Regions from separate parts of the Homo sapiens genome. Here region 2 is linked to region 1. The links are chromatin contacts, found by Hi-C in ENCODE. All regions are on one chromosome and are shown on one strand. The core of a region is the stretch at or near the end of the contact, and the rest is flanking DNA. Distances in the headings are between cores, read along the strand shown.

Region 1 (2,639 bases), core at 59-2,558:
TGTACTCATCATACTGTCTAGAGAAAGTCTCCATTTAGTGTATTCAACATATCTTTAACACTTAACATAAGGAGAAAAAGATTTAGGCTCAGTGCCGTGGTAGGTTCATGTTCCTAGCTAGAATTCAATAATATTTTATTGTTTTTACCATTACTTCTCTTCCTGGATATCATTTATTATGACAGAGGATACTGGTTTTCCACTTGAAGTCATTATCTGAAAGTTTAATCTAAAGAAAGTTTATTTAAGTAAAACAAGCACCATTTGAAAGAAAAACACCCAGAAAGGGATAATAGAGGTGGTTTAAGGATACAGTATGTAAATGGGAACCACTATATTAAGAAGACTGTGGGTTGTTATCCTGGCACTTACACTAATGAGACTTCAAATTCAAAAAGAAAATTGTTATTTCGAATTTGACCTTCAGGCTGGCTTTCAGGTTTCAAACATAGTATCTTGAGCCTTAGTGAGTTATACACTGATTTGTAAAAAACAAAACAACAAACCAAAACCAAGCAGGGTGGAGGGGTGGGGTGGAGGGTGGGGGGATGGGAGTGGGCAGGAATGAAAGGAGATTGTGATCAAGATTTCTAGAGTAACATTTTTTAAGATGAAAACTTGAATTAAATGTATGGTAAGTGATACTTTCTAATGACAAGGGGACAAATAAGAAGACACAACTCTCCATTACTAAGAGCAATTAAAGTGCAAATAATTCCTTCTGAGAATCATGATTATTTACATGCTGGATACAAATTATCCTTCTGCATAGAATCTCACAGGCATTTGGATTTAAGAAAATCTAGTTTTATTAGTCCTAGGATCAGGATTTCTCTACTGAACTATTTCTGTTAACTGTTTTTCTAACTTCATATGCATCTGAAGTATACTCACTGAAGCTTCCTTAGACAAACATAGCAATGGTAGATTTTGACTATGAATTACAGACTATTTCATGTCCATTATCATTCATTTAGTAACGAGCATCATAAGTTCAGTATATAGACTTACAGCTGTAATGTAAGTTAATTTCTAAATGGAAAATAGTCATAGTATATACTGCGTAGAGCTTGGAGCAAATCTTACAGCTTACTGTTTTGGAAGATGTGAAAGTTTCTTGTAAAGTCAAGTAAATGATAATCAAAGTGGGAAGCAACATCCTCCTTTGAAGGGTGATGCTTCAGTGTGAAGAGGTTATAAACTGGGGTAAACAACAACAGCTCTTAGGCAACAAAGGAGGATTTACCTCGATTCTTCTCTGTTGGCCATTGCTCCTACCGGGACCTGGCAGTCAACGGAGTGAACAAACACATCACGAATATTACTGGATTTCAGAGTCTATTAGGAGCCAACAAGCTGATTCAATCCTTACTAAAAACCCACAGTTCCAAAGATTCAAAGCCAAGATCACTGAATTACTAACTCATTAAAAACGGAAATAAAAATTGAATCAGCCAAAGCAACTCAGAACAAAGATGAAAAACAAGTTAACCATGGTGGGGAGGGTAGGGGGAGAGTGGGGGTTGAGGGCAGAAGGGGCGAGCTGCTTTCAGCATCAAGTTCTTTCTACAAAAGGACCTGAGCTGAAATGAAACAGTTTGCCAGAGGCTTCTAGAGATAAAGGTGGACTCCCGCAGAAAATGTTCCAGATCCTGGGAAGACAACAGCGCAAATTAGATAAGAGTGTATCCTTGTTTAATAGTTGGCATTAGATGCTGCAAAATATAACCTTGAGGTAAATAGCAAAGACATGGCTTTCCTTCTTTCTCTTAATACTGACTGCTTAAAAAATTTTGCCCAGTCATTGTTTCCTGTCCGATTACCATAAAGTCTTTCTGTGATGCTTTCCTCATTGAAAGGCCATGAGTTCAGGCAAGACTTTTAAGTGTCTAGGGGTTGAAGATAGGATCCTAACCCACAGAGCTCAAGGCACTTTGTCTCTTTCCACCTATAGCCTGTCTACCTGTCTCTCTCAGGAACCTAGGAGGGATTCTCAGAGGGCCACCCTGGGGAGATAGCCACACTCAGTTTACTAGGTTTACTGTGTTCTCTGCAGCTTTGGGCTCAGAGGGTCAACTACTCGCTCTACCTGCAAATCAAACACAGAAGAGTTCCTGTCCTCAGCAGGACTCACCTTAGCTCTCCTCCAAGGACAAGTGTATCCATAACTGGTATGGATACACTTGCATTTAACAAGGATATTTGTATTATTTGGCTACATGCCTATGACTTCAAGTTTTATGTTAGGTGTCCTTGTCACTTAAACTCTGGGGCTTTGTCCAGATATAACTGTGTTCTTCCAATGAAACAAATTTAGATCTCTTTGCACTTTTGGGTTTTCCCCCAGCTCACTGTGTGATTTTAGCTTAATCACTTAATTCTCCCACTCTTCCATTTCCCATCTATCATGTGCAATGTTATGACCAATAATTAGTGAATGGCAATAACTTGAACTTACAAAAGGCCTTCCTTCCAGGAAACTCACAATACTTCATGAGGGCTAGTTGGTATCCTTCACAAAACCCCAGTGAGAAACGTTTTGCTTTTTATACTGTTTTTCTACTTGGTTCTATTTTTATAGATGCACCAAGAAGATTAAATAAGTTTCTTGGGGTCGTATGTTATCTTGGTGTCACATA
Region 2 (2,639 bases), core at 87-2,586, 480 kb before region 1:
GCTTCAGCCAGAACAATCCTGGGCTGGGAGTCTGCTTGGACTGGCTTTGCCCTTGGCCTCATCGCGGTGGCCAGAGAGTGGAGGTGTTGTGTTCATCTCAGACTGAGCCTGAGCAGTGTGATTATTCATTTACAGGAGGAAAGGGAGGTGTGTTGAGCAGGCAAAAGGGTTTTAAAGCCCCTGGAGACATTCCAAATATACCAAATGATAACTTGATTTTTGGCAATATGCTTCTGTCACAATGTTAAATATTCATCTCACTCCCAAGTGCCCCGTGTCTTTCATAATCTAAATCTACGATTGGTACCTCAATTATTATTTTTTGTTCTTAATTACAATCAATATTACTTGAGGCTTCCTCATGATTGCTTTATTTCTTTTTTATTTGTTCAACCTCAGTACAGTTTAATATTTATTGCAGATATTGGGACTGGCTCACTCAGCATCTCTTCCAAACGCTTTTCAGAATTTCTCACACCACTGCAGAGTCGGGAAAGCAAACACTTTATTTTCCAGACTCCTTGCTCCTAGATTCTAGATGTGCTTTAGGCTCTGCCAAACAGTAGCACTGGTGGGAGACTTGAATTTGGAATTGAGTTCGGTAGGGAGACAGGCAGCTCTTGAGCTATTCATTTTGTGGGGAAAGATTGTGGCACACATGGTATGGTTCTGGAGCCAGCAATTGTGGCAGAGGCTGCCCAATTTAGCAGATGGCTCCTGGATCATGGCAAGAGAAGCAGTTTCACTGGTGGCCAAGTTCTACATTGTGGTTTTGCGATTTGTTTCTGGAAGCTCAGTCTAGTGTATTTTTTAAGCCTTCCCAATGATTATGTAAGTCATGTAATAGCCTGCAATAAATCCTTTTCTGATTAAATAGCTTAGTGATTCTGTGCTCTGCCATTGAACCCTGACACAACATAGAAATTAGTTTTTAAAATGTCATTGATCTTTTTGATTGTGTTATTTTTCTTTTTCTTATTTATAATTGCATGGATACAAAACATGAAATGAGGTTGGCATTATTTATTGCTTTGATGAGCAGGTGAATTAGATGATCACAGTTGCTAACTGATGCTTGGTTAGTTAGACCCATAGGAAACACCTGCTGTGGTTCAACAAGCTGAGGCTGGAGGTCTTCCATTGGCCCCTATAGGTCCACTCCTCACCCTTCTCTATCCTGCTCTGTGCCCTGGGACTGCCTAGCAGGAATGGCTTTCTGTGTTCCCTGGCTTTGCCCATGGGGAGACTTGATTTATGCTGGTTGCCCGTCCCTCCAACCCCAAGTCTTTAGGTTACCATTTACTTTCTCTTTCAAAAGTGTCCTAGTTGATGTAATCCTCCTTTCTGCTTAGAGTTTGTACTCTCTAAACAATGAACACTTATTAATTCCTTACTATACAGTTCCTCTGTTTTGCCAACTGAGAATGTATAGTCCAAAACTCACGAGCAGAATGGCCACTCTGGTGCTGTAGCAGTCTGCTTTTGCCCCTGGAGTTTGGTGAGGTCCGGGGTCTTATCTCACAACTACAAAATAGGCACACAGACATGGAGGGTGAGTAGGGCAGAGTAAAATTTATTAAGCAAAAGGAAAGCTCTCAGCGAAGAGAGGGGTCCTGAAAGCAGGTTGCCAGTAAGGTGTCTGTGTTCTGTGTCTTTTATGTGGCAGAAGCCAGGAAGTCTTCTGTGGGTTTTGCCCACATGGGAGGGATAAAATTCCCTCCTGGGGTACTATATCTACGCATGCCTAAGGTTGACCAAAGTGACTCCAACTGGTTGAATGCCTAAGTGAAACCCATGGTGGGAGGTGCCTAAAACCACAACGCTAATGTTATGTTAATGGCATTATAGTGAGCTGGGTCAAATTAAGGACATTTAGGTTGATTTGTTGCACCTGTGCCTAAGTTGAGACCGTCCCTGCTGAGCAACATCCTGGCATAAGGGCAAGTTCTTAACCACATTTCTTCCTGTTAGCTGCAGAGGCGGGGTAGGTGCTGTCCTGCAGTTGTTCCTGTGAACATTGTTCCTTTCTGTCCCTTCTCCCTAGACCCTCCATCTCTATCTGCCTATCCAGCCCCTAACTCCTCTCTCAGTGCTTTCCCTCCAGTACATACCCATATTTTAATTTTCAAGTGTGCAATTTTCACATGTATAATTCGTTAAGAAAGAATGCAAGGGAACGATTCAGATAGTCATCAACAAACTGCAGCTGAGTCCAGACTCTGTCTACCTTTCTTCCCTCTTCTGTTTGCATCATCTCCAATAGTTTTTCTAGGATCCAAAACTGATACTGATGCTGCCCAGTTTTTAGTGCTGGCCCTTTGAGGTTCACTGATTCTCCTACATTTTCTGGCTAACGTGTGGAAAATCTGCTTTGTTCCTAGTACAACAGTGATAAAATAATTTTTTATTCCCCTAAATTCCCAAAAGTAGCTTATACTTGCCATGAAGTTTAGGCTATATCTCGATCTCTATCTTTCCATTTATCTATCCATCCATCCGTCTATCCACACATACATATATGTGTCTATTTATCTCTCAAGATTTACAGTATCAGAATTTTTCAGAGTGTGGCTCAGGAATCTTTTTTCTGTTAAGCAAGTTTCTTAAGCATTGTGATGTATTTTTTTGCTTCAATTTAC

Evidence for each region. A loop is a pair of places that touch in the nucleus more often than their neighbours do. Pooled maps may share reads with other maps.
Region 2: a pooled map of gastrocnemius medialis shows a loop between it and region 1 (2.8-fold over the local background). The contact joins two enhancer-like sites. A Hi-C loop is called at or near these places in 2 of 168 maps with a recorded cell type or tissue (CD4-positive, alpha-beta memory T cell and naive thymus-derived CD4-positive, alpha-beta T cell) and 7 of 50 pooled maps.

What each region holds. Positions count from the first base shown.
Region 1 is chr5:96,339,235-96,341,873 of GRCh38, reverse strand. The region is part of intron 3 of LOC101929710 (a long non-coding RNA gene); the gene reads right to left. The region is part of intron 1 of LOC107986365 (a long non-coding RNA gene); the gene reads right to left. It also overlaps a transcript of CAST not described here. Among named protein-coding and RNA genes, the nearest start is that of PCSK1, 93 kb to the left of the region's middle. Within about 2 kb of position 1,308, at least 3 of the 41 ENCODE cell types and tissues checked have a DNase peak (open chromatin) inside an H3K27ac peak, as active enhancers do.
Region 2 is chr5:96,815,773-96,818,411 of GRCh38, reverse strand. It overlaps LOC124901033 (a long non-coding RNA gene), which reads right to left. Exons shown (of 3, transcript XR_007058879.1): 3 at 1,554-2,639. It also overlaps a transcript of ERAP1 not described here. Among named protein-coding and RNA genes, the nearest start is that of ERAP1, 9.1 kb to the right of the region's middle. RefSeq lists an enhancer at 1,358-1,497. Within about 2 kb of position 1,336, at least 5 of the 41 ENCODE cell types and tissues checked have a DNase peak (open chromatin) inside an H3K27ac peak, as active enhancers do.